7 separate regions of the Mus musculus genome follow, and regions 1, 2, 3, 5, 6 and 7 are each linked to region 4. The links are chromatin loops, found by intact Hi-C in ENCODE. Cell type or tissue: left cerebral cortex. All regions are shown on one strand. Links, peaks and the distances in the headings refer to the core of each region. The heading gives the core; the rest is flanking DNA.

Region 1 (4,465 bases), core at 276-4,275, 78 kb after region 4:
AGGAGGGGCTGGGTAAAAATCAAGGTCATTGTGGGTGGGTCATAAATCAGTGTAAAGTTTCAGCCCAAAATAAGGGCAAATAAGGGTAATTAAGTGTAAGTTTAAAAGACTTGTCCAATGGGTCCTCCACCCACTGCTAATATGCATACCCCTCACCCTCCCCCCCCCGACCCCAAATTCACTCCCTACTTTGTGGTAAAAGATAATGATAGCCGTTACCATTTGATGACTGCTTAGTGTGTGCCATTCCTAGATGAAAGGGTTTGGTGCAGTATCTCATTAAGTTCTTCCAGAGCTTGAGATCCACGGATAAAGTTCAGAGGGTACCCTGTTGCCACCTTAGTTGTGCCCTCTCAGTAGTAAGGCTTTTGAAGAGGAGAAGTGGTATGAAATCATTTGGGGGAAAAAAAAAAAACCAGATACAGTTTGGAGTTGAAGACAGAAAAGCCAGATTCGCTTTTGGTTTCTGTACTATCCAGCTATGGGGTCATGGGTAGGCCAGGGATCCAGTGTTATTTTCTCATCTATACAACTAGGTAGCCAGGCTACGTTTTTCTAAGCGGTGATCTTTCAAGCTTTCTCATGTCTGTCTGGGAAATGTCTGCTTTTAACTTAACACCCTTTTGACATGGTGAGGAGGATCCACGGTGAACATTTACCTCATGACCAAAAAAAAAAAAAAAAAAAAAAAAAACAAAACAAAAAAAAAAAAACAAAAGAAAGACCTCCAGAATTCAATTTGACTGTAAAACAGCAGAATTATATTAGATGTCTTCAAACTATGGAGAGCTCTGTTAATACTTAAGGAGCTGTAGCTAGAATAAACACAGTGTACATGTTTAAGAGAAATTGATGTCTAAGCAAGCTTTGTTTACTTACGAAAATTTAAATACCTAAGTACCTACGTATCGGTACGTCCATTAGGATCCAGACAAAAAGAAATCAGTTGGTCATAACCTTTTCACTTATGTGCCCACTGCCTGACTTCTCTAATTCATAATGGGTAATTCAGAATTCTATTGGGAAAGCACATGTAGTAGTAGAGAGACTAAGAACTCTGGGAAATGTCCACTTGGAACCTATGGAAACGGCTCAGCATAGGATGTTGTGTGTTGCAGCAATATAAATTTATCAGGCATAACTGGGGAAGCAAAGGAATGTAGACTTTATTATATTATTTAGCAAAAGTATTAGGGTTTAGATTCAACTTTTCAAATGTAGAAATTAAAGATCATTCTAGTAGAACAGTCAGGGTATGCATTTATTATATACTATTACTGAAATTAAAGATGTTTGACATAATATAGAATGAGCAAAAAGTAGAGGTCTCCCATGATCTCCCCGATCTATCGCCATATATATGTTTGCATATATATGTCAGTCAGTGGTAGAGTTCTTGCCTGGGATGAGCAAGGCCCTGGGTTGGATCCACTGCACTGGAAGGAGGAGGGATGGTGAAAAATTAAAGAAAGAAAGAAGCCTGGGTATGATTTGTTGGTTAAGGATCCCCAGGAAGCTCTATCAGCTCGTTTGGTAGTCACATTTTTCATGTGTGAGGCTGCTAGCCAACCCTAAACTACCTTACTGTAATGTCAGTTTATTAGCATGTTTCTTGGTTTATAGCTGGCTATGTCTTTTGCATTATAGGCCTGCTTTTCTACTGTAGTCATCGCAGTGTAGATTAAGCTGCTTCTAGGCTTTAAGGGGCTCGATGTAGATACACACACACACACACACACACACACAGACACAGATACAGAGAGTGAGTGAGTTAGAGAGATCAGATTTGGTACAGATTAGCAGTGCTTGATTGTGAATTCACACATTCTTTTTTTTTAAGTCTTTTATCTGTGGTTAGAGAGTTACTTAGTTGTTCACAACCGGCAGAATTTCATTATTAGAAGCATTTAATGTTAGTATGCTTAATTCATACCTGTGTTGGTAAACTCTGCTATGTGTGGGCAGGCCAATCTAGCCTTTTTTTCTTTTCCCAGGATGTCTTGGCCCAGTGGCTACTTGAAGGGCAATAGCTTGCTCCTTTTCCCATTTGGAAGAACATGTCTGGTTAACACCCAGGAAAAACCTGACTTGGCCTCTACATTTCTGGCTTCTACTGTACCTGAGTGTTTTTTCCTAGTGTTATTTTTGGAGGAAGGTAATTACTGAACCTGTCTCCACCCTACATTAATATTGCCTTTTGTGTTTTTGTACTCCTGTGTTCCTCCATGAAAATCCCCACAGAGCTTTTCATACACGGAAACAGTATTTGATAGTCGGTCTTTAGTTGGTATCATTCTACATCTTCCAAGTCATTCTTGGGTCAGGAGAGTACAGAAGTACGTAACGCTGGCCTGGTGTTGTCAGCGGAAGTGCATACTTGGGAATTCTATGAAGCTGGTATACATGTGCATGTGAAGGGCCAACAGCTTATGTCCAGTTTTGTCCAGACTGCAGTAACAGAGAGCCTTCCGCAGGGTGCATTGAAACCATTGGAGGTGCCAGGACAATGTGCCTGGACACTACAGCCCCCGTGATTCTTTGATTTGTGTCTCAGAATGCCTTGGCTATACTTGTTCACTAGCTTCTGAAATCAAGTGCTGATTTCCATCCAGGCTCCACTCTTGGCTTACATCTGGCTTTCTACTTGGAGGAGGAGCTTTGTTTCAGATCAAACCTGTATTTTCTTTTTTCTGCTTGAAAACAGAGCAGGCCGTGTGTGACACGCATCTTCCCTGCATACTTACAAAGCAATATGTCAGTGGGAAGCCTGCAGTAACTGAAGGGGTCTCTGGCAGTTTATTTTGTGTGAGTGTGTGTGTATGCATGTGTGTGGGCACATACTTGCCATGGCACATTTTGTAAAAGTTAGAGGACCATGTACAGGAATTCCTTCTCTCCTCCCACCATATGGGCCCCAGGAATTGAACTCAGGTCTGCAGGCTCGACGGCAGGTGCCTTTACCCACAGAGACTTCTCACTGATCCTAAAGGGTTTAATTTAATAAATAATTCCCTGGCTTTGGTATTAAACAAAATAGAAAGTAGATGGATGGTTAAATGTTAGTAACACTTTTAATGATGGGGTTCAGTGATATCTTTATTTAGGATTGCTAAAGTCATACTTATTTTTAATTCACTTCGCTTTCAAGTCACCGTTGGCCAATGGTGCTTCCTTGCTAGGCAGCTTCCCACTGAAGTGTGACAGCAGTCCTCTAAGTTAGCATTATCATCCCTGTTTTGCCATGTTACAATGAAACTTGGAAAGGAAAAAGAGGCAGTACAAGTTTGACCATAGCTCCCTATTTTTAATGCCCATATAAGACAGGTCTACTTTGTTGATAATAAACTGAGTATTGATGATATTTTTAAAATAATGTTAGGCAGATTGCTAAAGTCAACTAGAGCCTGGTATCTCAGAGTTAACTGCCATGATTAATCAGTTTTTAGAGTAGAATAAAATCAAAAGCCAAGTAACTTTATGGATGTCTTTAAAGATATGTACTTGCAACTTTGGTTTTTATTGTGGTATGTTTAAAAAACTAATCCGTTTTTTATATTGTTTTAAATGTAGCGTGTTAATAAATGTACAGTGCTGATGTTCAGTGACATTTTATAGTTGTGAGGCATTGAGATATTGTTATCTCCTAACTTTTGGATTCAGGGGCTTCATGTTATTTGTATCCCACAGAGTGATTTTTTTTAGACTTTTAGTCAGTGAGTGGCTGGGATTTGAGTCATGGGTGATTGACCTGTGCTGCTTCCTAATAATGTGACTGACAGAAAGTGCTGTGAGGAAGCCATCAAGAGCTCCAAGCCTTAGCTGCATTACCAACTTTGGCCATGTTTCAAAATGTACTGCATATAATTCTCGGGCTTGCCTGTTTGTTTTCCTGGATAAAAAATTCATTTGTTTACCAATAGTGACGTAGCAGCTCCCCAAGTTTGTCATACATCCTTGGCCCCTAAGGGCAAGACAAAAGTGAAGGAGACCACTTTGAACTTGGTTAAAGTTAGTGGGTGCTGAGAGATGGCTCAGTGGCTAGGAGCACCTGCTGCTCTTCTAGAGGACCAGAATTTCTTCAGCATCTGTGATAATATGTATTTAATAACTTGGTTGAAGAAGTGAGTTGGTATGCCCTATGGAGAGTTCTTTATAATATGACCTTTTAAAATTTGAACTGTAGTAGTTCACTTTTCTGGTTGACTCTCAGTGGTTTTGTTCGAGGAAGATAAATTTTTTGTTAGCATTTTGAATGAGAACATGGACTTTACATTCCTCTGTTCGCCTGTCGAGCTTAGAGACTTGGAGCTGCACATTTGATCATCACTGTCCTGATTCTCACAAGTGGGCTAAGAATGCATTGTGACTCTTTGCTTTGTGGCTAAGGCAGTTCACTGAGCCCAAATGCACAACACATGGTTATTTGGTTTCATGGGAACTGGATGATTTCAAAAGAGAGAGCTTA
Region 2 (4,465 bases), core at 218-4,217, 320 kb after region 4:
AAAAATGTTTTATTAGTTCTTCAATCATACTTTACTACCCTCAATTCTTCTGAGATCTGCCCTGTTTCTCCATTCACCCAACTATGTGCCTTTTGGCTTTTATTTTTTTAACATCAAGTTATTCTTGGATGTGTGATCTTCTGCTGGAGCAGTGTGGTTGTCTTACCAGGGGTTATATTCTTGGAGAAACCTGAGTGCCAATAGCTTCTTGGCTAGGGGTGGGATTTCAGGCCCACGTGGACTGGCAGAGGTCTTGTGTGTGACGTCACAACCTTGGTGAGTCCAATGTGCAGCTGCCCCAATGTTTCCCTGTAGCGTCCGTGCCTCTGGCTCTTACACTCTTTCCGGCCTCTCTTCCTCAATGACCCCTGAGCCTTAGGAAAGGGGACTATGGTATATATATTAACTTGAGGGCTGAATATTCTGCAGTGTCTTATTTTCTGTGCCTTTGGCCAGTAGTTGTGGCCAAATATATATTAATCTGCTCTGTAACCTAAAACGTCATGTCCCTCATATTTGGTCTGCCTGTGTGGTCTATTAGAGGTTGTTCAAACAACATAATACAGCTACCTACATAACTGTAGTTGAGTGACTGATTAAAGATCCAGAGCTACACACACTTCATTACTACCAGCTGTAACCAAATGTTCTTTCTCTCTCGCTTTCTGCAGTACAACGGAGCAGAGCTAGCCCATTGGGTCCCATGGTCAACGTGTCTTATTGAAGAGACTTTATAGTCATAGACAATTTTTGTTTCTTTTTCAGTCAGTTTTCAGAAACAAAAATCTACATTTACTTTTCTAACCAAGTCACACATTGAACAACCCCAAGTAAACTATATATATATATATATATATATATATATATATATTCTTGTTTTACAATCATTCTCCAGTTATGAAGACTATATTTTAAACTTATTTTTCCACGATTAAAGCTCACCAATTCATAGGAAATGATTTGCTAAAACAGGATCTGACAAGCTAGAGCTCACTTTTAAGAAGCAGTGCTGAGGCAAAAAGCTTGTTGCACAGGTGCCCTGAGGATGCCCTGAGGCCCGGTGCTGAGCTGCAGCAAGAGAGGCAGTTGGCTTTGCAAAGAGCTAGCAAATACCCAACTGTTGGGCTTCAGTCTCAAGGATAAGGGCAGGGAGACATAAAGCGTGGGCCATTTCTCCCTTAGCACCTCAGCCACAAGAACCACAGTCTAAAAAATCCTAACAGAACCCCTACCCTACCTCTGCTAACTGGTACTGGTAACTCAGTGGCTGACAGTCAGTGGGAGACTTGGGCAGGTTGGTCTTCAGGAAGGGAAATTCTAACAAAAGCAGACTCTGAAAGAAACTGTAAAGAGACCTGGGGTTAGCCCCACCTCTGTCACTTCCACGGCTTGGCTTCCAGCGTGACCTCTTTCTGGTTTTGCTCATCAGCAAACTGGGGACAGTTTTAGAGTTAGACATGGTGCTGTGTAGTTGGCAAGGGTGTTCTCTCTTGCCTTCCTCCCCCTCCCAGGGAACTCTTTGTTCTGTGTGGTTTGTGTCGACTTCCCAGACCTCAAAAGCTGACAACCCCTCAACAAAAGGCCTACCCTGGACTCGGCCACTTTGATTGGCGGCAGTTCTACGACACTCTTGTCTCTGTCATTTAACTGCATGACAAGAGCGGTTTTTTTGTTTGTCTGTTTGTTTGTTTTGTTTTTTTCCCCAAATTCTGAGAACACTAGCTGGCCTGGGAGGCCCCTTTCTTATTAACCAAAATAAAAACAAATTGCCACTAGATGGCACTGCTTGTTGTTGGTCAGAGACAAGGAACTCCTTTCTGTTCTGGGCAGGGAGGGGCCAATTTCACACATTACATCAAGATCTGAGAATCAAACAGACCCCACCTAGGAGCTGGGGAAATTACCTCCACAGGTTGTCTTTATCCAGAGGTGATTTTAAAGGAATATATTGTGTTTGGATGTCAATGTTCAAAGGCTCCAAGGCAGAAAATTCCATTTCAAAAGAAAGTGTGATTAATGAAGCCACATAAATCCTGCCGAGCCGGAGCCATGGCAGGGATCACACCACACAAATCAGACAGCTGGGAGCCTCTCTCACTTTCTCCTGTTCCCATTTCTACGTCGTCACTGCATCCCTTGCTTCCTCTTTTCTTCTTTGTCATTTTGTGAACACACGGATCACCAAATCCAAAACAGGAGGGATTTTGACCGGAACTCATGGCTGCAGCTGCCTTCAAGCTGGGGCCTGGTCATTTGTGCTTTCTGCTTTTCCCAAGAATTCCAAAGGCCGACAGAGGCAGTAACAACCACAGCCTCACTAACTGCCTGCCAAACCTGAGGCAAGTCTGGATCTTTACATAGCCCACTCTTACACAGAGACAAGACTGAACTGAAGGATACTGTAGCTCTATACTAGAAGGGTTTTAGATGAGGTCTTGGGGTATTTTAGTGTACCTCACTAGGAACTTTACCCCCAAATTTCCTTGAGACAATGATGTTTCTGCCTCTTCAGAATCCTGTGCTTTTATAGCTGCTACCTGTGGCCCATGCTCTCTCAGATTTTTCCATCCAGGTACACAGCCTTCTCTCTCTCTCTCTCTCTCTCTCTCTCTCTCTCTCTCACACACACACACACACACACACACACACACACATAGTTCACACATTTCTGCCTTACTTGCTGTACTTAGAGTCCCCTCAGTGCACTAGAGTCATAGTCTCCTCTAGTCTTTGGCATCTGCTTCCAAGAATGAATCCAGTTCCCAGAGTGACCGTGACAGAAGGTTACCATGCTATCTAGAGTAAGGGCCATGGTCAGTCTAGTTGTCAAACATTCGAGCCCTAGGGCAGATGCTCTATTTAAACAACAAGTTACTTGATGGGTGCCCATCATAGACAAATACCTTGGTCTCGTCTCACCTCTCTTTGTCTACATACATGATATGACTGGCAAATATACCCTACGGAAGGGATGTGTAGACAACCTGAGCAAGTAAAGCAACCGTACAGAGGGCAGAGTGAATGCAAACACTCACTATGCTCACTACGATCCTCGGTACTACAACTTGGTTTTTAAGTTTTTAAATTCTTGTGTGTGTCACTGGTGTGTCTGCCTGGGTACTTGCACCGTGGTGTGGCTATGGAAGTCAGAGCACTTTGTGGAGTCAGTCCTCTCTTTCCACCTTTATGTGGGTTCCGGAGGTCAAACCACATTGTTAGGCTTGCTCAGCAAGTACCTATAGTTGTTGGCCTTCTCAATGGCTTATAATTATTATAATTATCACCATTACAATATGCTAGGCACAATGGCAGCTCAAGAGGCTAGAAGACTAAACAAAATGGGTAATATCTTTGCCTTAACGGAAGAGACAAAATTCATCTGACAAATTCAGTAAAAGAGTATAAAAAAAAAACAAGCAAGTCACAAAAATGATAAACATATGAACAACCATTTAACCCCATTTGGAAACCTAGAGCAATCTTCCTTTTATGACCAAGAGCCCAAAAGACTGAAAAGTAGTCTTCACAGAGATAACTGCTGCATACCACATGCTCTGGCTCTTGTGTGAAAGGCAAAAAGGAAAGAGACTTGGTCCCCTCTTGCAGTCTCAGCTTGGCTCTGATGCGGGGCGACCTGAAGGAATCTCGGCATCCGTGTGCAGCGTGGGGAACTTGCATCTTCAGGAGCATCTTCATGTCTGCGGGTGCCTTTGAGTGCCTGTGAAATGGCAGAGGCACATACCGAATAGCAACTTCCCTTCTTTTCTCTGAGAAAGGGTTTCTGTGTTGCCCTGGCTGCCCTGGAACCTGCTTTGCAGACCAGGCTGGCCTTGACTCATAGAGCTCCACCTCTCATGTGCTGGGTTTAAAGGCCTGTGCCACCATGCCTGGCTCCCCCTTTTTTTCCTGCTTTTAAGTAAAAATGTATTTGGTTTGATCCATACACTCCGTACACACTGTAGACAGCATCATTATAATATAATAATAAAGACAGGGCTTTCAGTGAGCTTAATGTCCATAGGAGAAATTAGGCATGCAAATAGATTGCTATAATCCAACAAACTATTGTAGGTGTAGGAAAGGCCTTGGGAGAATGCAGGACCCATGGCCTATAGAGAGACTCTACTGTTAGAAGGGACAAGCCCGCAGGATGAATTGAGAGGAGAATCTGTGGCAAGATTGCAAACACTCTCAAGCTATGAACAGGAAGCTGTTTTCCCTTTAAGCCAAGTTTACACTTTCCCCAAGTCACAGTTCAGGAGGAGTTGGAACTGCTCAAAGACTGGACCACTCCTGTCTAGTCAATCAACTTCATCTTTGAAGCATTTACCCAGGAGAAAGGCAGTGGGGTAAACAAAGAGTTGGATAGAGGTAAAAAATGAGAGAGGGGGGAGAGGGAGAGAGAGAGAGAGAGAGAGAGAGAGAGAGGGAGAGGGAGAGGGAGAGGGAGAGGGAGAGGGAGAGG
Region 3 (4,465 bases), core at 220-4,219, 250 kb before region 4:
AAGCAGGTGCTGCCCCCTGGCTTGTCCCCCATGGCTTTTCAACCCTTTACTTTCTCATATAGTCCAGGACCAGCTGCCTAAGGGTGGCACCGAGCACAGTGAGCTGGGCCCTCCATATCAATCATTAATCAAGAAAATGTCCCAAAGACTTGCCCACAGGCAATCCGATGGAGCCATTTTTTCAATTGAGGTTTCTCTTCCTAGAGAATTCCAGCTTGTGTCAAGATGGCAAAACAAACAAACCAACCCCCCCCCCAACAAAAAACAAAAACAAAAACAAAATGAAGCAAAACAAAACCCAAAATATTGGTGCTTTGACTGTTTTTTTCATTATATATGAGAAGACCCTGATCTTCTTTATAGAATCCCATGTGAACAGTGACAGTTCCCGGTGCACTACCATGTATCCTGCAGAATTGTTAATTCAGTTTGCATTAGAGCGTCTCTTCTTCCACAAATAATACTAACAGTAATGGTTCTGCTTCCAGCACGCTGGCCAAGAGTTTTAAAAGCATTTCAGTCTTTATTTGTGTCCGTGTCACAGTGGAACCTATGACCTATTTGGGATCTGAAAGTTCAGCACCAGCCATATGAACAGCGTAGGGAGGCTCCAGTAGTTAGCTTCTAGTTGTCTGCCTTTTACCTCCCTTCCTTGGGCCCTCCCTTGCACAAGACTGAAAGATGGGTGTCGGCAAACCCTGGGAAACGACCATAGGGGCATTTGTTTCTTATCATTGTGCTCAGGGCCTTCTCTTTGAGACTAAGAATTGAAGTGACTTGCCCAAACAAATATGGCTGTTCACAGTGGAACTAGGCCCGAGGTTTCTGAATAAACTACTGTACTGGCCAAAACCCGGTTTCCTTAGTAAAAAGCTCTTGCCTGTCTCTTTTCACCCAGATTAACTTGTTTGCCTCACGCTCTTCCTGGAGTTTGGAGTCCTTGTTAGCACTTGCATGCTTTCTCTGCTGCTCTGTTGGCCCCAGGAGTATTTCTCCCCACCCCTCCGATCCATTGATGTTAGCAACAGAAACATGGGATGTTTAAAAGAAGAGAATGGTCTAGAAACATGGGGACATTCTTCTGTGGGCCAGTTGCTGCCTTTCGTGTCTTAGGGGACAGGGCTGGCTCTTGAGGGAGCCACAGCCACTGGATTCTCACTCATGGCTGACGTGGAATTTACTATGCAGTCCAGTATGGCCTTGAAATTGACTTCAATCCTCTTGCCTCAGCATCCTGAACACATGGGATCACAGGTGTGAGTCACAGTAGCCAGCTCTGTCCAGAGATTTCTGATTGGATTGTGTGTGTGTGTTCTCTACAACCACCACATCCAGCAGAGTAATGATCAGCATGCAATTTCGTTCAGCACGACTAAATAGCTGGTATTGGTCCAAACTGTGGGAATCTGACCTCGAGTAGTTTAGGCATATTAAAGCAGTGCACAATTTGGTGGAAACTTTCCTGGTTACATGTGCACAATGAAGCCCACATAAACCTCCTTGAAGAACAAAGTAAGCTAAATAAAGATCGGATGTGACTATGTTGAAATCCTTTGTAAAGTACCTGTGACACATTCGGTAGAGATGAGTTCTGTAGATTGAGAAAAATAAGCTCACGATAGGAGTTTTGGGGAGTGTCTGGTGTGGTCCCCAGCTCACTCATATAGCACAAAGATCACCGTGTTATTAACTACGTCTGCTTCCAGATCTCTGGGCAGGTAGCAGGGTGTATATCCCTTCCTTTGAAGGAACAGCCCTGTGTGTTTAACATTCCAGGTTCCCTAGTGTTTATGAGCACAAAGACCTCTCTGTGCCTCCCCCAGGGGCATCTTTACCTGCTCATTGATTCTTAATTGCCGGGCACTTCTGTCAGGCCTTGGTGAGTCTTCAACTTTTTTGGGGGGAGGGGGTGTCCTAATTTATCCTCGAAAAGCCCTCCGGGTCAAGTATCATTTAATACAAATTATTAGGGCAAATGGTCTTCTATGGCCAGTGCTGCCACCACCTGGGGTCTGCCATTATTTCCTTCCTTCGGTGTTTGAGTCCCCTGACTTCTGCTTCACACTCTCTCCTCAGCCCTTTGGAGAAGCTTCACGGAGCCCTGTAGGCTCAGGTAGACCTCTCCCACATGCAATTTCCCACCCGAACCCTCTCATAACCATGACTCTATGCTGTGTGCCATGTGGGCACCGTCCACCATGCCCCTGTGTATTATTGTCCTCACCCTGCCTTCTCCTTATCCTCTGCCCTTTCTTTCAGGCCGGGTGCAGTGTTGCAGGCTCCTCAGTAGGTGGCAACCTTCACAAACAGAAATCAGGCAATTTCTCAGCTGCCAGAATAGTTACCTCAGCTGCTCTTGCTCCCTAATTAGAGACACTTGCTTCCTCTGAGCTGCAGAAGCTGCTCCCAGTGTTATTGTTCTGGGAGGGGGCGGGGGCAATCTGAGTTGTTTGAGTGACCCCACTTTCTGTCATCTCATGCTTAGACCAGAAAATGGGGACTCATGCTCTTCACTGTTCGCTCTCAAGAACACGGAAGCACCTTCTCTCTCATGAAGTATTCCAGCTTTGGTACAGAATTTTTGTTTTGAAGGGGTGATAATGATCTTTATCATCAAAGTAATGGAAAGGAGAAAATATTTTTTGAAACACAAGGCTACACCATTAGATGTAAACAAAGGCATGAAAAAAAGAACAACCCACACACATTATTGGTGATTCTGTCTCCAGTTAACAAGAAGAGAGAGTTGAAATGGGAAAATCAGAGATTTTTGGTACTTGGGAATTTGCTGGAGCAATCAAAGGCATTATGGTTTAGGCCACTCTGAGGTCTCACTATCAGGTCTCTCTGAGTCTACACTATCAGGCCACTCTGAGATCACACCATCAGCTCAATATGAGGTCACTCCTACAGTCCACTCTGAGATCACACTTACAGTCCACCTGAGATCACACCTACAGGCCACACCTTCATGCTACCCTTTAGCTCTATATCTTCACCATCTGTTGACAGGCACTGAAGGAGTCTGGGTAGGCAAGTGGGTGTGCTTCCTTTCCTCACTGTGCCCTCCAGAACGTTGGGTCACTGGTATCAATTTTACCTCCAGGGATGAGTTTCCTGGGTCATCTGATGCCTAGGCCACTTTCCCTTCAGACAGTCTTCAGCAAGAGATCTGATCAGTGGAAAGGAACGAGACTGGCTTTCAGCCAAGGAAACGTCCACTTCTAAGCGTACACTGTGGTCTTCAAAGAACACTGTGGGAAGGCTTGTTCTCGTTTTAACAATGTTTTGATGACCTCAAGCAAGAAAGTTCCTTTCTTAGTCTTATTTCAGAGCCCTTGGCAATGGAGTGATAGCTATTCTGGGGCCACTCTGTGGATCCTTGGCTCTATGTGTTTTTGGCATTCCTGTGTTGTGCATGCACTGTTTAGCATGTGCGTATCGAATTACCTGGGTGTCATTCCAGGCAGGTTTAGTCTATCCTCTCATTTGTTCTTTGAATCAAAGGCAATTTATTCCTGAGAATACTTGTGTCCGATCTGAGAAGGGGTGATCCCAGTGGTCTCTGAATACCTAGTATATGCAGTGATGAATCTTTGGTTTCTGTTGAACTTACAGCATCAGACCTCAGGACTAGAAACCTAGTTTCTTCTTGTTAAGATAAAACTGATTGACCAATAGGAAGTAGTGTAACTGGACTTCTAGGGCACTGAAATGACTCTGTAATGTATATATCATTGCCAGTTGTAACTGATGTAGCGCCCTGGGTCAGAATTACCCTTCTGGGGAGACTGTGAGGGATTGCAGAGGGAAGATCTTTGCGCTTTCTTCTCAATTTCCTGTGGGAAGCCATTATAACCATTAAAACTGATGTGGAAAAAATAAGACTTAAAATTTTTTTTATATATTATGTATATATGTGTGGTTGTGTGTGTGTGAGTACAGTGCCCAGAGAAGCCAGAAGGGAGTGTTGGACAGCTGTTAACAACACATGTGGGTGCCAGGAACCAAATTCTGGTCCTCTGCATGAGGTACGTGGTTTCAACTCTGAGCCATCACTAGCCCAAATCTTTTTTTTTTTTTAAGTTAAGCAATAACCAAAATAAAAAGAAAGGAAAAGGAACAGCACATAGTCTAAAACAAAAGCCAGAAGATGTGTGTGTGTGTGTGTGTGTGTGTTTAAATCTGTCTTAAGAACATCCACACATATACTACTGTATGTGTGTGCTTTAATGATTAAAATAGTCCACATTAGTATTCTGAGAGGACCTTTTTCTTTCCGGCCCCTTGGTCCTGGCAAGTTGAGATTTATGATATGCTGAGAGGGCTCTCTACACTGGAATTTCCTTTTTTTTTTTTTTAAAAAAGATTTATTTATTTATTTATTTATTATATGTAAGTATACTGTAGCTATCTTCAGACACTCCAGAGGGGACATCAGATTTTGTTACAGATTGTTGTGAGC
Region 4 (4,465 bases), core at 304-4,303:
GGGGTCATTTTTAGTGTTTTCCTTGTGCTTCTGTCATGGTTCATGCATAGTGCTGTGTGCAAGAATGGGCATTGGGTGGGAAGGTGTGGTATGTCCCTTCATAAAGCTAATATTGTAAGGAAATTCAGACAGGGGACATCATAAAGCTGGGTGGAGGTTTGTGATGGAAAGGAAACCTTGGCCCTTGTCTCTGTATTTGTTAGGATAGGGTGAACAAGACAGGCTTCGGCAGAAATCAACAGATAAGGACTCCAAGCGATCTCTGGGTTGAGGAGTTCACTATTGTTGAGCCAGGAAAGCCCTGTGTAGCATAGGGAGAGAAGTCCTTGTGTAACGCTACGTTGGTGATTCAGGTGGATCAGCTGGACAAGGCAGCGCCCCGTATCACACACTTGCACTCCCCTACTCAAGTGGGGCTCTTGAAAAATGGCTGCTATGGGATTTACATCACTTCCCGTGTGCTGAAGGCATCAGACCCTGACACAGAGGATGACCAGATCATCTTTAAGATTTTACGAGGCCCATTGTACGGACGTCTGGAGAACACAACAACAGGTACTTTCCATCTTTTTTGGGGGGGCGGGTGTACTTTCCATCTCAGTCCTTGTAAGTCCTCATTTTAAACTACTAGTTGCTGGCAGAGCTAAAGAGGAACTCAGGTAAGTGTAGGTAGGCCCGTTTGGTGAGTGCTCCCTAGGGCTTGCTGATAGACTCAGTTTATAAATCAATGTTGTTGCTAATAGGGGTTTGAAGCTGAATCTTCTAAATTCATCTTCATAAGGAGAAACAGCTCCTGACACACAGTAGCTGAACTCTTCACTGACTTGTTATTTTGTTTTATTTTCATGTTGTGTTTTATTCAGAACACAGTGCCAGGGTGAGATTGATATTTGAGATTAATTTCTTTCTCCTAGTATGAATCCCCAATTATATCATCTGCTTTTTTAAAAATATGGTTTTTCCCCTAATAGCTTTGCTAAATTTTATATTAGCTCTGCTTCAGGAAGGCAATGATCACAACAACTCATTAAACAGGATGGCAGAGGCGACAGGTTTTATTAACTCCCCATTCCCTTTCTCTTTAGTTTAGGATTATAAGGCAAGTATCTCCAAAGCAAAGCAAACTTAAAGAGGAATTTGAGTCAATCTTATTTGTATCTGAGCATGGGTGCAACAATGCTAATTTTCTTTAAATGGACTTTGGCTTTTTTTTCTCTCTCTTTAAAACAAGGTCTCAGGTAGCGGCTGGCCTCAAATTTGATATGTAGTAGAACACAGCCTTTAACTTTGGATCATCCTTTCTCTTTATTTCAAGTGTTAGCGTTCCAGGTGTATGCCTCCATACAGGGTTTTGGGTGTGTTCTATGCATGCTAGGCAAGTACTACCGCCTGAATAGAACCCCCAGCCCGGCACTCTATTCCTTAAATCTGTTTGAAACAAAACAGCTGTGTGGTTTTTTAATTCTCAAGTGATGTTTGATTTGATTATCCATGAGAGATCCATCTATTTCTTGCTTGTAGGTGAATTCATCCACGAGCGATTTAGCCAGAAGGACTTAAGCCATAAGACCATCCTTTACATCATAAACCCTTCTTTGCAAGTGACTTCCGATATCCTGGAATTTCAGGCCATGGACCCCACAGGGAACACTGCCACTCCCCAGAGGTAACTTTCCATTATTCACTGGCTCTGCATGTCACGTTTATCCGATTAAGAACGTGAAATAATCTTTTCCATACCAGGTCTTTCACTGTTTATAGGGTAAATGTTTACAGGGTAAACCTTTACAATTAATAGGGTAAATTGATGGACTATTTCATAGGCTCATGCAATTTATTTTGGAGAGGGGATTTCTGTTGTATCATTTCTAGATGATGGAGAAACCAGTAGTTCCCAGATTATAAAGGCACTAAAAGGCTCAGCAAACAGCACCCTTTTTATCACGGTTGTAAATGCATCGCCTTTCACACCCTGGGAAGTGACTGTTGGAGGCCTTTCAGGACTGAGCTCAAAGCCTGTGTGTGTTCGTATTGCAGCCAGAGGTCACTCTAGGACTGTGTTAGTCACGACTGGCTTCTGAGCCATGGTGGGTGGGGACGGAGGTGGGGGTGGGATGAAGTAGAAAGAAGCAGCCAAATATATTCTTTCTTACAAAAAAGAAAGAAAGAAAACACTTGCCTCTGTAAGTTAACAAGCCTTATAGGCAAGAAGAAGATAGTATAAACAAAAATAGAGTAGAGGGGATATTAAGTGATATTTATAAACACAAATATATATGATGTAGGATAGTGGCCATAACAAGAACAAATCTGTGATATTAACAAGATTAACAGAGCAGGATAATTTCAGTGACTGTGCCTCCTTCCCAGATGCTTCTGGATATAGACCTTGAATAATTTACTGGCTGACAGATGGTCACAATGAGGTCCATCCGTCCATTTCTCCTGCTGCATTCGTTTTCGTTATTTACTGCCTTTCCCAGACGCCTCAGAGAACATTTAATTCGTTCTAAATTTTGTGTTCACCATATCCAAGACATAAATAATAGCATAAACGAGCACAGCCCTACTATGCTCCCTCTATGTCGAATTGTGAACGGGAAGAGAAACTGAGAAAATGTTCTCAGGGCTGGATTTTCCGTGTCCTCATTCTGTAGTGTAGTTTCACCACTCGCCACCAGAGAGTGCTACAGCCATTGCTAGCAAACCCAGACATCCTGTCTCAGAAATGCGTTCTGATGCGGCTTCTTTTGCCTGTTCAAGTGCAGTCCCTCAGCCTGGTTTATTAAATAACCCCACAGACGATGTTGGTCCCGTGGTTACCATATGCCAGGCGCACAGCACTGGGTGTTAGGGATCAGGTACGAACAAGGAAGACCAGGTATCTGGACTTAAAATCCTGAAGCTATAAACACCCATTAAACTGCCTCTGCCTAAGGGAACTGATTCCTGGAGATCACGGGCTAAAGATTAGATAGCGATAACTTACCTTAAGAGAAAAGAAGAAGAAGGAGAAGGAGAAGAAGAAGAAGAAGAGAAGAAGAAGAAGAAGAAGAAGAAGAAGAAGAAGAAGAAGAAGAAGAAGAAGAAGAAGGAAGAAGGAAGAAGGAAGAAGGAAGAAGGAAGAAGGAAGAAGGAAGAGGAAGAGGAAGAAGAAGAAGAAGAAGAAGGAAAGAAAGGAAGAAAAGAAAAGAAAAGAAAAGACGTTATTTTCAAGAAAAATAGTTGACTACATTCTAAAACTGTTAACAAATTGACTTCACTCAGCCTTATAGTCGTTTAAAAATGGTTCTACTGAAATGCAGTGTTGCTCAGTTCTGCCCCTGAGTGAGTACAAACCTTTGGCCCTCCGCAAGCCAGCCAGCATGGTGTGAGTGACAGAATTTACCCCCAGCAATGATACTAGCTTTCGCCACACTTGAACCCTTTACAAGCCTTGTTGTTAGTCACAGTCGAGTCATTATCACGTGGTTAACAGCGCTATGGCTTCTGAGGAGACTGGTTGAGATTGGCATAGGCATCCTTGTACAGAGATCTCTTTCCATAGGCTCATGCTGGAGATGACGCTATCATCTGGAGATGGCTCAAACCCGTGAAGAAAGATGCCCGCGGACAGATAATTCAAAAATAACTCAGATTTGGGCCCAGCATCCTGTCTGTTACTTCCTTTTGAGGGGGCTCATGGAAGTAAACATTGCTCTGCGTTGTCTCGGTATTTGAGCGGAATAGTTGTGCCCAAGCAGACACGGATTTTGGTTTGGTTTTCTTTCCTGAAACTAAACACACATTTTTCTGATAACAAACAGGGTGCGGGTTTAGCCCGGAACACCTGAGTTTACTTCCCTATCCAACTCTTTTTTATTTTTTTTTAATTTAAATTTTTTTTTCCCAGAGTTGAGGATTGAACCCAGAGCCTTGCGCTTGCTAGGCAAATGCTTTATCACTGAGCTAAATCCCCAACATACACCCCCTGCCCCCGTATCCAACTCTTAAGAGCTGTCTTCTGAACACACACACGCACACGCACACTAAGGGGACAAGAGAGGGAGGCTTTAAAACAAATAAACAAACAAAATTCTAAATAGTGTTTTGTCGTCACAAAACAACCAGTCAGAGCCTACTTACACACACAATATGAACCATAGGCATTTAGAATTTCATGATTTTTAGCTCTACTTAATGTTATTTATTCACTAAAACCGTCATAATTTAGAACTTGCAGGCAAGGAAACAGAGGCACAGAGCTGGAGGAGGCTTACACACGCGTGCAGCTGGTTAGTATGGTAGCTGGGACTCGGCCCTTATTAGCCCATGTGGCCTGCCACCCTGCTCTGCCCCCTTCATCCTTCCTTAATGCTAGCTAAGCCTTTCTTTCCCAGTAGGTATTGGCCACCCAAGCTACAAGAGACATATTTTCCCATGAAGAACTTTAAGGCTTACCCGTTTTTGTGTGTGTGTGGAATCG
Region 5 (4,465 bases), core at 263-4,262, 1.4 Mb after region 4:
CAGAAGATGGCCCAACGGTTTATAAAGTTGGCAAAGCTATTGCCAGACCTTTTCTTCTAAAGGTCAATTAAAAATGCTAGCTGTACTGTAAACAGAATTCTTCATAGAAGAAGACCACACGGTACCCAGAGTGGTCTCTTAATACAAAATATCAATTCGATTTTCCTCAGGAGATTCACTCTCCTTTTGCAATGCAAATATTTTCAAGTGTACTAAACACGTTTTAGCACCTCAACATAGGCACTAAAACTATTTGCATGCAAAATTACCCAGAGTAGGCAGACAGGCACAAGCTTATGCTAGCACCATATGTGCTGAAGAATTCGAGCCAGAAAACAGCTAGTACTGGACGGTATTTACAATTTAAATTTAATTTTACATTATTATTCAAATGAGCATTTATATATAAGTCTCTATTAAAATTAATGCTTCACATGGAACAAAATTTTCACCTAAAATTATACTTGCAATAGTACTGGGCCTTTTTGCCCAGCTATCTAGATCATTTAAGAACCACAAAGCATTTCTATTTGTTTTTCGATTCTACCTGAACGACAGAGTCACGCTTTTCCTATGAGAATGAAAAGTAAAACTAATCTCGATTGGAAGGCCGGAAATCAACACAAGCACAGACCAACCCTGACACACTAAAGAGTGTAAACGATCGGAGAGAACCCGATGCTGCCTGATGATATCATAGTTCTTTTCTACCTTTCCACTAAAACGCCAACGATCTCTTTCCCTTTGCCTTCCAACAAGTTCCATGTGTTTTGTGAACAGTGACATGCCTTTGGCTTGATGTTTTGTTTGCAAAATGCAATGTGTTTTACTGTCCCCAGAAAGTAGCACTTCTTTGTATACTCAGAAACACGATCAACTGCATGCCCTGTTTTGTGCAACCCAGGGAAGGAGCCTTCCACCCTGGGCAACAGCGGTATGTGTGTGAGGGGTGCCTCAGAAGCCGTTGCTACAATACCACAAACAGAAGGCTGCCTCCTTCACTGTCCCCGAGAGTCATTTTCTATTTTAGGATTGGTAAAGTGGTAAGTCTTTAATGTCACTGATTTAAACGCTGCGCACTTTACGTTCATCTTCACTTTACAGAGAAAACTCTAGATGGATCAGAAGCCAGCATTCATTTTGCTCACCTGGGCTGCTTGGCTGTGTATTTATTCTTGGAGGCCCTTTGAAAATAAAGTCTCCATCCTCTCTTCATTGGTTCCCCACAGATCCACGGTTTCCTACTTACAGCTAGTGCACACACATCATAGAGGTATCAGCCAAATAAATACAAAACTTGAGTGGGGTTCTTAGAGATTGTTATTTTGTAGTCTATTTTAATGAAAGTCTATGAACCAAAAGTAGAAATATCCTTCAAATACTGGGACTGTGGTAATCTTTATAGCCTGTGGCCAAGGAACTCAAACTGGAATAGAAGGAATAGAATAACTTTTTAAAAATTAAGGATAAAAATAGTGTCAAATGTACCTAGAATCTTAACTGCAAAACATATTTACTCCTGGATTAACTATAATAAATTTTACCTTAAACCTAGCAAATAGAATGTTTCTTTTGAAAAACTTAAAAAGTAGGGCTCTAAGGCTAATGTCTCTTTTGCCTTCTTTTCTCCCCCTTTTTCTTGAAAACCACAGGAAGCTGCCTTCTTCCCCGACTTGCAATCAGTCTCCAAAATGTTGAATCATTGCCTGGATGCATGAACTCAACTGTGTGCAGCTTTAATGTATAGCAGCCAACATTTCTATACATAAGTACTCTCAAAGGGGCTCAGAGGAGAACTAGAGACCTTTGGTTCTGTGGGTTTAATGGGAATGGAAAATCTCCACGTTTACACATCTATTCTCACATATTAATATCATTACATTTAAACGGAGGTTTGATTTCAAACATTGAATTAATTAAGAAGGGAACATCTACGGTATTAGAAAGCCAAATCAAATGCCAACAGCGCCCTCTACTGACTTCTAAAAGAAAACTTTTTTTTTTTTTTTGTCTAGCAACAGAAAGAAAATTTCTGTTTATTTACTTAGCGAAGCACCCAGACACCAAATTAAATGTCTTAGAAAATACCAAATCCCTTGGTAAACCTGAAGGAAAAATGCGAAGAATTTTATAAATAGAAATCAGCAGTCATGTGGATGCTCCACTACCAATAAAAATTTCCTGTTCCACTAACAAATTGTGAACCATTTCCTAGCCTGGGAGCCTTTATTACAGTCAGGGCAAAAGCTAAAAAACAATTAGGGTTGGGTTAACATTCGCATTTACTACCACCAGGCACAAATATGAAACTTGGATTCCGAAAACTGAGAAGTCTTAATGGAAGTTTCAGATTCTTACATTATACTTCCATGCTTCTTGCTGTGTTAAAAAAAAAAAAAAAAATCCAAGCTCTTTCTTTATGGTTATTTCTTTTAGGAACCATAGATCATTTCTAATTCTCACACAACTTTGAGGCAAAGATACACTGGGTTCTTTTACTAAGTGCTAACATTTGCTGCAATGGGTATTTTAATTAAGGCAATCAAAGAACTGAAAAATAAAATAAAAAATATGTTCCTGCCAAAGCCCTTGCTCCAGACTTCGTGGAGACTGCCACGGTCTACACCTGCAATGAATCTCATTGGTCTCACTCCGTGAGTGCTGCCGCTGCCTTAAATCCCCCCACGCACTGCAGCGTTGGCCACATTTTTATGCAGCCTGGCTCCCTGCTCTGAAGCAGAACTCCTGAACAGCACATTCTGATGTTCTCCAGTCTCACTCACTTCACCAAGTGAGACCTGACAAGCTTTACACGAGAGGCGGGTGTGAGAGAGTCAGGAATGTTGGTGTGAAGGCACCAGAAGGCAAAGCAAGCGTTTCCTACTGACAGAGGAAGGAGCAGAGTGGCCTGAGCTTGCTGCGTGGATGCTCTGGCTCCACTGCACAGGCTTTCCCCGACGACCCTCCCTCACCTCCACCAGTCTGTGGTGGGAGGGTTGCCATAAATTTCTAGTAAATTGTAGGCTGCTAAATTAGAAGCGTTCTTCAACTCTCACCTCCTCCCATCAACTCCTCGCCTTTATAACTGTATTCTCTCACTCTGGCACGCGCACACGTGTGTGCATATACATACATACATACATACATACATACATACATACACACACAGACAGAGAGAGAGAGAGAGAGAGAGAGAGAGAGAGAGAGAGAGAGAGAGAGAGAGATGCTACCTTTATCATCCAGAAAGAAACATTTCTGTTAAATCGCCACCCTTCGTATTAAACTTTCTGTTGTAATTTAGGAAACCACAGTGGTTTCCTAAAGCATTCCTAACTGTGTCAAAGCTTCAGAGAATCTTTTTTCCTACGGCAGGTTCTTCCCCCACCCCATTCAAGGGTCTTCTCTGCTGTTTCTAAACTGTGTGACCTAAGGTAGGACACTCAAACTTGTTAATCTCGGATTACTTCTTTCATGGAAAGAGGATGGTAACAGCATTCTACTTAATCTATGGGGTTTACTGAGATTCTCATGAGATAAAGTTTACAATATACTCTAATAGGATGTCTGGTACATAAGAAACAACCCTTACTATTTCTGCATACATAATGAACAAGAAAAACGTCTCAGGTGAATGAACCAATGTACTACTGAACCTGTGTGTGGCGTGACACTGTCCTTCCGTGGGTTTCTAAAGGCAACTGCCTCTGGACAAAATGTGCAGGGAGGGCAGCAGCTCAAATCTCAGATTCAGAAGTGGGTAAATTTCCTTCTAGCCTTGTCTGGGAGACATCTCTGCCTGCTCATGGCTTTGAATCAGTTAAACTCTTTTAGCTTTGTGGCGCTACCCTACAAAGGGAGGGCATTGTCTAGTTCACACTGCTAAGTTAAGACTATGTGGCCACAGGTCTTGGTGAATGAACCCCTTCCGCAGGAGCTTCTCTTTCCCTTTCTCCCTCTCTCCCTCCCTCCCTCCCTCTCTCTGTCTCTCTGTCTCTGTCTCTGTCTCTGTCTTTCTGTCTCTGTCTCTCTCTCTCTGTCTCTCTGTCTCTCTCTGTCTCTCTCTCTCTGTCTCTCTCTCTGTCTCTCTCTCTCTCTCTCTCTCTCTCTCTCTCTCTCTCTCTCTCTCTCTCTCTCTCTCTCTCTCTCTGCTTTCTCCTGCCAGATAGACCCCTTAGAAGCCTGTCTTTCAGTCTTGCCTTCAAGGTCATCTCCCTTCATTTTGCCTTTTCTCAGGCAGCGCTTCCTTGTGGAAACCATCTCTGATGTTGCTCAGCAGGCCATACCCATTTTACATGTTCTTCCACATAAAGAGAGGCCCCCATTGTGGTAGCTAGCTCAGATTTAAGGTTTCCCAAGATGGGTTGCTTTCCACCAAGACAACCCACATCCAGGCTGGGTGACTATTCTGTTCACGTCTATATTCCACTACCTGGCAGAAAGAAGGGCCTAATATCATCTGTTGACT
Region 6 (4,465 bases), core at 193-4,192, 130 kb after region 4:
GGAGCTTTTAAACAAAATAAGTACCGATCACTCTTGTTCCCTGTCTCACAGAAGTAAGCTAAATTATTTGTCCTGAAAGTACATCAAAAGAGATTTGCTACTGTGTTGTTGACACACATTCTGTTATGCTGAGCTTCTCCTCTGCTTCCAGAGTTACCCTAGGTTGATTGACGATGCAGATACAATATCTGCTCTCCAGAGCTGACGCTCAGCTGCATGCCACATTGAAAGGAAAGCTGCATTTGTGATGCTGAGACACAGTGCATCAGAGTCCAGTAATGGATCCCCAGCCAACCTGTATTGTTTTAGCTGACTGAAGGGCACCATGGGAGTGCTGTCTTTCACTAATAATGCTGTCTTCTGTAGATCGCGGCCCCGAAAGCCATGGCAGCAGACCTTCTCAGAAGTTTTTGGCACTCGTTGGAAGATCCTGTGGTTCATTCCTTTCAGGCAGCGGCAACCACTGCGAGTTCCCTACCACTTTGCCAATCACGTCTAAACAGATGGATGGTGGGCACAGATGGGTCCTCCATGCTGGAAATGCGTTACAGGTTTTATGAGAATAGAACTATGACAGTCTTCAAGTCAATTAAAATCCACCTACCAATCTTAGGCATCATAATGTGCCCCAGGCTTCATTTTAATAGTGATCTTGATCCTGTTGTGGGACTAATACAAGATCTATATTTAAGTTTTAAAAGCATGTTTACTTTTAAATTAGCCTTCCACCAGGGTTTCTTTAAATGCGTTTGTTACTAAACTCAGAAGGCAGTGATTGGGATGAAACAATTGTACATACATTTTCTTCAGTACTCAAAGTTTTTTAAATTTTAATTTATAGGAAATTTGACATGTTTTATGTTTACCTTTAAGCAGTCCTAACCAAATCTGAATTTAATTCTTCAAGTTTACAAAACTGGATACACTTTGTTATGTATAAGTTAAAATGTTACTACTTGCTTTTATATGTGCTGTAGGCTTTTACAGTGCAGTGAGCAACAAGGGGCAGTGCCTGGCTAGGAGCAGCTCTCTGATGCCCTTCTTTCTCCTTCTCAAAACCACAGACGACTCCCCGAGTGTAGTGCACCAACTACTACCTTACTGTGAGGGAAAAACTATGTTTCCCTTCTGCTGCAATCACTGATTGCTTTTAGAATATTTGCTCCCAGGAGAAATGTGTGACCAGTCAGGTTTATATTCCTGTTTTACCCTAAGATTCTAATGACTGAAGAGGGTAGGAAGTTTGCAATAATTCCAGTTACTTCTTCAAGTGCAGTTATATTAGAAAGCAGATGTTTTAAAGTGCTAAGCTGAATGGTGTGTAACAGTGTAAGGAGGAGAACTGTGCTTTTAAAGTATGGATACTTTTATTTATCTGCCATTAGATCTCACTGTACACATTGAAGATTTATATATTATAGAATCGATACTGGTCAACTCATATCAAAGTGTAAAAGTGGGTCACTAAATTTATATACCAGTAATCACCCAAGTTGAAATTGAATTTCCACTTGTAATTCGCATCACTCTAGAGACCTTTTATTAATGTCAGGAAATTACTGTAAAATAGAATGATCTATGGTAGTGATGGTCTCTTAACAAACATGAGCCTTTTGTATACAAAGACATTTTGTATGATTTAATTTTTTTCATTTAGAATACTGCAATTCCATATGTTTGTGTGCTTAGTAATCTTTTCCCTGAAAAGAGTATTGAACAAATCTACCATTTGTGAACCATCTACATACTTTTCTTATAAGTAGTTGTAAAGTAAGGAATCATAGCTGGGAAATACTGTGGCTAGTTCTTTCAGATACTGTAAATGTCTTATAAAATATTCTGAATAGAATAATCTCTTTGCAGAAATATTAATACCATATTTTCATGTTCTAATTATGTTTATTTAAAAACTTAGAAGTGGCAGATGAAAATATTTATTGGTGCTAAGACATATAGTAAGTTTAATATAAGAAACATTTATAAAGGTTAGGAAACATAAAATTAGTATGTTTTAGTAAGGGCGAAGGGGTTGGGTTTTGTGTAAGCTGATTGACTAACTTGGCCAATGACAGTTACTGAAGGAAGTGGTGTACATAGACTGTTGGGAGGTAGAAGTTGAATGCCTTCAGCTGTATATATTCAGTTCACTCAAGACCTGGAGCATCCAAAGCAGAGCCAAACGAAAGCCCAGCGTGGAGCTTTGTAAACTGCTTTATACTTCTGGAGCAGTAGTAGCTCTGACACAAGGTAACGGGCGTGATCCCTTCCCCATGCTGGAGTTCGTGGGTTTGGTCTGCTTACATGTACCACTTCTGGGCACATTATCTACCCTTTCTCTTTACTCTCCCTGGTCCTGACCCCTCTCTGCAGTTTCCTAACTAGTCATTGTACTTGATGCACTAGTTTGATCTACAGAAATGCTGTTATTGATGTATTTACATAAGAATCTATATTGCAGTATATCTATATATACTTACATAGTATTGTTAAATGTATATGTCTAACCCCCGGAGGGGTTTGTAATCACTCTAAAGATTCCTAGAGAAAAACCTGTTGGCCATTTCCTAGGGATTAAGCTCCTATGTTCTTTCTGCGCCCTCTTTTGGCTAATTGATGTAATTATCCTGGCTCTTGAGGTTTTTACTATCCTGTTAGTGGGTTGTATAGCCAATCTGTGAACATGCCAGAGGTATACATGCCAGTGTATACTTATAGGAACATATGTATAAAAGTGTAAAGTTTTATAAAAATTGAAAATGAATGTGTTATTGTTGGTGATGTTCCTTCTTGGTAAACTGCCTGGCTTCATGTATGTATATTCTTGTACACTTTTTACTGTCAGTCACAAATTTCGATTAGTTTAAGCTGTTTCATGTATTTTACTTTAAACCTTATTTTGGCAACTTATCTTGTTAGCATTATAAAAACTTACTTAAAATACTATTTTACTACAAAACAAAACATTTATTACAGTTGCTGTGGTAACTGTTATTCGGTATGTTTTACTATTTTAAAAAGTACATTTAATTTTTTCAATTCAATTTTGGGATTGTCCCCTTCCACACACACACAAAGGTTCAATTACCTTAAAATAATTAGTAATTGGTTAATAATATTATTTTTCTTTGCTTTTTAAAACGCTTGTCAATGAGAGTTAACCCTGTAGATTATTCAATAGCCTCTTTATTTGTCCCTCTCAGTAACCATGGGAATAACTACCCATGTGGGGTCTCAGGAAGCGATGGAGCAAGGGCAACCCCTTCATATCTACAGTGCATTGAAGTATTTATAAGCTTCCTGTTTAATTTTAGCAAAATGTGTGTTAAGTGACATTTTTACATTAGCAAAGTCACCTCATGGGATCCTGCAGTTAAAGTGTTAAGACGAGGCTGCAGATACTTGGTAAACAATTAGAATTGGGCACGCAAGGTGGCTCCATACAGAAAGGCATTTGCTGTACACGGACCCACTTAGGTGAAGAAGGGGAAAAAAGCTCCTGGCTTCATAGAGTTGTCCGCTGACCTCCACAAACATGCCTTGTCAGTCACGCCCCTCCCCATCATCATTGTTCATTCATCGCCTCACACACAGCACACACAAACGTTTCTGATATCCAATTGGATAAGCTTGATGTAGGTAACAAAGGGCTGGGTTCAGAATCTCCTAAGCATTAAACAGTCTACTAAGGAGTCTTTGTTACCAGGCTTCCATTTCAGATTACTAAGCTAGCTGATGTTACATGAAAATAAAAACCTATTTTGTTTTATAATTTATATTTAAAATGTTTTAGTTAACATAAAAGCCATTTAAATTTGTAGCTAACATAAGATCCTGTTTTTCAGAAGACAATTTACTTTTAATAGTAATAAAGTAGGGGCTGATGTGTACCTCAAAAATTATAGTGCACAAGATGCCCAGGATTTAATGCCAAGAACCAGGAAAAGACAAGAAGAGGATGTAGACAGTAGCTACACACTAGATGCAGAAGAGCTGAGTTGAACATCTCAGAACGTTTCATTAATGTGCAGAAGTGGTTCCATGAAGGACGGTGGCTCATTCCAGCTATTCTTAATGAGACTTTGGGTTATTTTCCTACAAGCAACTGTTTTGCTCGAGAGATGTATTAGTTCTAAACAGTAATCACAAAGACTAAAATTAAGAACACACTTCCTAACGGGAGATACAAATGAATTTAGATGAAAGCCACATAGTTTTTGTGTTAGTTCATGTGTAGTTTGAATGTTCTTACATGTATTGCTAAAAAAGAAAAAAAAATCACAATTTGTCTTGCAGTGGCTTAATATGGCACTAATATTCATTAGCTCTATACTAATTTCTGTCTAGACTGTCTGTTCTCTGGGTAGTTCTATTGTATGACTTGTATCAGTAAGTAGATAGCCTAGCTACAGTTCACTAAACTATAGTACTTCATTATGTACATTTTTGACATAACCTCTACTATACA
Region 7 (4,465 bases), core at 193-4,192, 1.8 Mb after region 4:
TATTCATTGCTCTACATAAAAGCAAAATCCTATCAAAGAACTAGAAAATCCCCCAAATAGCCCCTAGATTGTCACAGGGAGGGTCTGGTGTCAGATGGCTGCAGACTCTGGGGGTTCAAAGGGGAAAATGTTTACTGTGACCAGGCTAAATCTTGAATGCTTAGCTATTCAAGAACTATTACATGAATGTAAATGATCTGCAGGCTTTCCTGCCTATTTTTGGCCGTTTACAATATAAGTACTTCCACTTGTCACTGACCATTTTCACAAACATATTTAATAACCTTGAATTATTCACTGTACAGATTTTTAACTAAGTAATGCAATTGCTCTCTTTTCAGCGTGCTTCTGATACCCTGAACAAGTCTATTCTCGCAAGCCTTGTTTTCTCGGTTTCACTGCGATCATCTCTGTTATGGATTGCTCTGATTTGAGCGATAAACATTTATGTGCAATTGTAGTTTGGATTTATTTACATATCCTAATTTCAGAATTAGTATACAAATTATATATCCTAATTCGTAAGGTGGAAAATAGACCTTACAATGGAAAGAGTATGGTAATTGTGTTACGGGATATGATTTTTTTTTATTTTATTTTATGTTAGTTAATTTGTTGCTGTTGATCGCTGACAAGCCCAGCGGCAAGCATCTTCAAATATGACAGATTCTGAAGTATAGTGAAGGCTGTGTTTATTTTCAAATGACTGTGTTGTTGTGTACTACAGTCCAGACACTCCTGTCAAATGGGAGAAGAGAGACACAGGTTGTGACTGGAGAGAGGGCTGATAGAGGGCTCTTGCTACCTGAGCACACCTCTATGAAATAAGATTTTAAACAAAATAGAAGACAACAATTAAGAGATTGAAATGGCTCAAATAGAGAGGAAACCAAACCAGACTGAAAACCTACAATTAAAATCACTTGAACAGTAAGCTGGGTCACTTGTTTTCTTCTGTGTGGCTACTTTTTTAGGATTCTGTACCCACATGTCATGAATATATACCAGATTGAAAGACTTGAACACCAATTTTGTTTTTAATTTTTAATAATTTGAATATAATTAATGAATTGGGATTATTTTTCCATCTTGTAGAATCTACACAGAAGTTACTTTTTAAGCTAATACTTAAATAACATGGATATTAGTATTTTTTAAAGCACCTAAAATATTTCTGAAGTTAGGAACTTACTTATCATAATTACATACTTTTTTTTAATGTCAGAAAAATACTTTTCCAGACTTGAATCATGGGGAAGAAGTTTCTTTTTATCCAGGCAGAGTAGCTCAAAATAGACTGGATGGTTTCCAAGATTTTCAAAATGAGTTTTGATCTGGTTTAAGACAGTTTTAAATATTTTTCAAAGACAAGAACATTTTGAGAAAATTTTCAAAAGTTAGAAAATGAAGCTTTCTTAACAAGAAATAGATCTTACAAATTAACTGTTTAAAAACCTAGTAAAGTCTATTCAATCAAATCCAATCATCTCTCTTTTTCTACCCCCCCCCCCACACAGTGTGTGTGTATGTATTGGAAACTGAGAATTAACTTTGAAACTTATTTGGGAAACACAACTCCTGAAATAAGGTCAAAGGGATCTCTTCAAAGAGCAGCGTGGGGGCATCCTAGTGATGCCTGAAGATGAACAGTTGCACAAACAGCATGGTGAGAACCGACCTGGGGTCAACTAGAACCAAACACGCACCATCAATTGGCTTTCAAGGCAACCCAGCATAGGCGTAGACTATAGACTGAGTCAAGGCTGCTTACTGAAGGAAGAGGCTCTCCAGCAAGCTGAGATCAGAGCACGAGACACATACATCAAGTAACTGGTTTTATATCACTAGACATGAAGGAAGCTGTAAATGATGCTTTCATTTAAATTTAATTTCTGCTTATCAAGAGACACCGTGGGGGAACACCAAGTGAAGAAGCCACAGGCTGAAGAAGATAGTTCTCCAACCCACAGTAATAACAGAAAACTCACACCCACATTACAGGAACAGCTTACTATATGTGGGTTTTTGGAAAGCTCAGTTTCTAAATGGACATGTCACAGAGGAAGACCCACAACTCCTTGCGAGCATATGAAAGAATGCTCAACGGCAGTCAACAGCAGAGAGCTGAAAGTTAAAATCCAAACATGTTAACAGTTCACATATATACTATATAGTGGCTAAATTAGAATGGACAAATAGTGGCCAACATCATTCCCCAGTATCATACATACTGGCTGAGGTTGCAAAATCCTGTGTCTAAACATGGGTTTCATCTCTGAGCTACCTCATTTCATACATGAAAATATTACAAGCTGTGAAGACACCAGAAATCTAGACTATTTCTGCTCCCAGACGTTTTGGACTAGGATTTCTCTACTTGCATGTCTTAATTGTGATAGAGCTTGCACTAATGAATGTACACTTGTTGTGATTCAATGGACTGCTTCCTTACAAACATCCATTTTATTTATTAGATATCAATTACTAAAAGCATTGCCATATATAAGTATGACTTCGGATTATTTCACCTTAAGTAGCACAAGACTTAGCTGAATACAAGGAAAGGGGGAGATAAGAAGATGGCCTGGTGGATAAAGAGCTTTCGAGGGGCTGAGCTTATGTTCCTACAGATATGCTGGGTATGATGGAGGTACCATCCCAGAAGATATGTCTCTGAGAGATCAGGGACCAGTGTGTCTGGCCAATCAGTGAGCTCTAGGTTAACTGAAAGACCATGTTTCAAACATTAAGGTGCCCAGTGAAGATGACAGGGTAATCCTTATGCACAAACACACCCTGCACACGCACGCATACACAGACACACACACACACACACACACACACACACACACACACACACACACACACACCCAGATGTATATACCAAACATGTGTAGAGAAAAGAATAGCAGCTTTAATTTATTGAAAGTATTTTTGCTTCTGCAAAGGGACTGTTAGTTTCTGAGCTTAGCTGTCATTCATAGCGAGTAGGTGATTTTCAAGTAATTTATTTCTGCTTTCTTGTTCTCCAGTCGCCTGTGAATGTACATGTCCAGGTGCCTTATGCTAGGTTGGGCTAGTAAACAGTCCCTTTTACTAGGGAACAGGCCCTTGCACATTCTAGCTGTGAACATCGTAAGAACATATCAGGATATTTGCTTTGTAGGTGATTTTATTTAGGCAGCACTGGGTCACTTGCAGGAGCCAATCAAGTGCAGAGTAAAAATACTTGCATCTCAAACTAGGAAACCATGCTTTTTTTAAAAAAGCATTAAAAGTGTGGTGGAGATTTTTTTTTTCTTTTTTCTTTTTAACTAGGAGCAATACAGTGAATTGAGTCTGCTGAAGAACAAAGGAAATTCCAGCTTCAGGTGGGCAGTACCCCAGCTCCCATTTCTGGCTTGACAGCTTCTTGGCAAGAGCCATGGCATCAAGCTTGACTGGATGGGAAGGAAGTCCTGAGGGGAAGCGCAGGGCGGGGGCCGGAAGAACAGCGAGGGAGGCTGGAGCCTCAGCTGCAGCCTGAGCTCCGTTTCTACGGCGCAGCGCCAGCGCCACCATGTGGCCATCTGTGGCGCATCAGCGGGAGAAACCGAATCTCAACACATTTGCAGAGCACAGAACTTGTTCAAAGGCCTGGGAAATCCTTGAGCAAGAGCATCCTCCAGCTCTTTCCCATCTAAGAGTGTCAGAGATTTCCCAACAGCTCAATTAGTAACCCATCTGGAATGTTCGCTGTCTAGGCACTTGGTATTTGTTTCTGCACTTATCAAATAATGCTCAACGTTATGTGCCACACACAAAACGGAGCAGGTAGTCCGCACACATGGAGGACCAGTGGGACATATTAACTGTGAGATGATCAGTATAAGACAAGAACTTCAGTGTGGCAAGGAAAGGCACATCTGAGCCTGTTGGGGAGCATTCAGTGTTTACATAGATGTACGTACGCTTTCCTCCCACCCACGATGAGCACAGGAATTGATACCCTAGTAACGGCGGCCCCAGAGTCTGTTCTCTGTCTGCTACTGCTGCTGGGTTTCACCAACCTTCCTGTTGTTAAGTGTGCCTTCTGTGTGCAGGAAGAGAACCGTCAAGGAAAAAACAGTGTTACAATCCACTGTTACTCATAGCTGAGTTCCTGCACCTTGCCCGTTTTCCTTGCTTCCATTTCCTGTATCCACAGTGCTTGTGTATTCTCCAGTTAACACAGTGTAAACAACTGTTCTAAAAGTGCTTCAAGTTAGTTTGAAAAGTTAAATAAACAAGGCTTCTTCAAGGGCTTAGGGAATGTGCATGATGCCCGGTTGTGCACAGGTCCACTTGTGTTCCCGTAAGCCACAAGGGGTCATCCTTGTGGAGAACCTAGTGGGGTTCGACCATTGTTTCATTTGTGAGGTTAACTCTTCTCGATCAATGTCTCTGCCACTGTGGGGTCATGGCCATAATAATGACAGTCACCCAG

The links. A loop is a pair of places that touch in the nucleus more often than their neighbours do. Peaks named below come from ENCODE experiments on the same cell type or tissue, not always from the same donor. Only the 100,000 strongest peaks of a DNase experiment are listed, where the experiment ranks them.
Region 1: it touches region 4 in a loop (3-fold over the local background); 10 of 42 quality-filtered maps call a loop at or near these places.
Region 2: it touches region 4 in a loop (3-fold over the local background); 3 of 42 quality-filtered maps call a loop at or near these places.
Region 3: a loop joins it to region 4, with 4 times the contacts of the local background. A loop is called at or near these places in 14 of 42 quality-filtered maps.
Region 5: a loop joins it to region 4, with 4 times the contacts of the local background. A loop is called at or near these places in 15 of 42 quality-filtered maps.
Region 6: a loop joins it to region 4, with 6 times the contacts of the local background. A loop is called at or near these places in 23 of 42 quality-filtered maps.
Region 7: it touches region 4 in a loop (3-fold over the local background); 13 of 42 quality-filtered maps call a loop at or near these places.

What each region holds. Positions count from the first base shown.
Region 1 is chr4:82,854,514-82,858,978 of GRCm38, reverse strand. The region is part of intron 1 of Zdhhc21 (zinc finger, DHHC domain containing 21); the gene reads left to right. Among named protein-coding and RNA genes, the nearest start is that of Zdhhc21, 2.9 kb to the left of the region's middle. In left cerebral cortex, for the core only: no CTCF peak of the experiment used is centred there; a DNase peak (open chromatin) is centred at 2,660; H3K4me3 peaks cover 237 bases.
Region 2 is chr4:82,611,686-82,616,150 of GRCm38, reverse strand. No RefSeq gene overlaps it. Among named protein-coding and RNA genes, the nearest start is that of n-THgtg10, 5.8 kb to the left of the region's middle. In left cerebral cortex, for the core only: CTCF peaks have their summits at 1,571 and 1,776 (motif pointing right); a DNase peak (open chromatin) is centred at 1,834; H3K4me3 peaks cover 393 bases; H3K27ac peaks cover 247 bases.
Region 3 is chr4:83,181,321-83,185,785 of GRCm38, reverse strand. The region is part of intron 1 of Gm46887 (a long non-coding RNA gene); the gene reads left to right. Among named protein-coding and RNA genes, the nearest start is that of Gm46887, 3.0 kb to the left of the region's middle. In left cerebral cortex, for the core only: a CTCF peak has its summit at 2,283; a DNase peak (open chromatin) is centred at 2,320.
Region 4 is chr4:82,932,062-82,936,526 of GRCm38, reverse strand. Frem1 (Fras1 related extracellular matrix protein 1) reads left to right here. Exons shown (of 37, transcript NM_001198811.2): 26 at 354-555; 27 at 1,522-1,666. Gm33260 (a long non-coding RNA gene) reads right to left here. Exons shown (of 3, transcript XR_390683.3): 2 at 4,441-4,465. Among named protein-coding and RNA genes, the nearest start is that of Gm33260, 11 kb to the right of the region's middle. In left cerebral cortex, for the core only: CTCF peaks have their summits at 2,013 and 2,673 (motif pointing right); DNase peaks (open chromatin) are centred at 2,025 and 2,689; H3K4me3 peaks cover 745 bases; H3K27ac peaks cover 578 bases.
Region 5 is chr4:81,562,041-81,566,505 of GRCm38, reverse strand. No RefSeq gene overlaps it. Among named protein-coding and RNA genes, the nearest start is that of Mpdz, 120 kb to the right of the region's middle. In left cerebral cortex, for the core only: a CTCF peak has its summit at 1,961 (motif pointing left); DNase peaks (open chromatin) are centred at 293, 796, 1,825 and 2,734; H3K4me3 peaks cover 1,063 bases; H3K27ac peaks cover 1,018 bases.
Region 6 is chr4:82,802,363-82,806,827 of GRCm38, reverse strand. Zdhhc21 (zinc finger, DHHC domain containing 21) reads left to right here. Exons shown (of 9, transcript NM_026647.4): 9 at 367-4,465. The coding sequence ends at 499. Among named protein-coding and RNA genes, the nearest start is that of Zdhhc21, 55 kb to the left of the region's middle. In left cerebral cortex, for the core only: a CTCF peak has its summit at 2,602 (motif pointing left); DNase peaks (open chromatin) are centred at 502 and 2,613.
Region 7 is chr4:81,177,974-81,182,438 of GRCm38, reverse strand. No RefSeq gene overlaps it. Among named protein-coding and RNA genes, the nearest start is that of Gm25803, 160 kb to the left of the region's middle. In left cerebral cortex, for the core only: a CTCF peak has its summit at 3,557 (motif pointing left); DNase peaks (open chromatin) are centred at 2,033, 2,313, 2,611 and 3,532.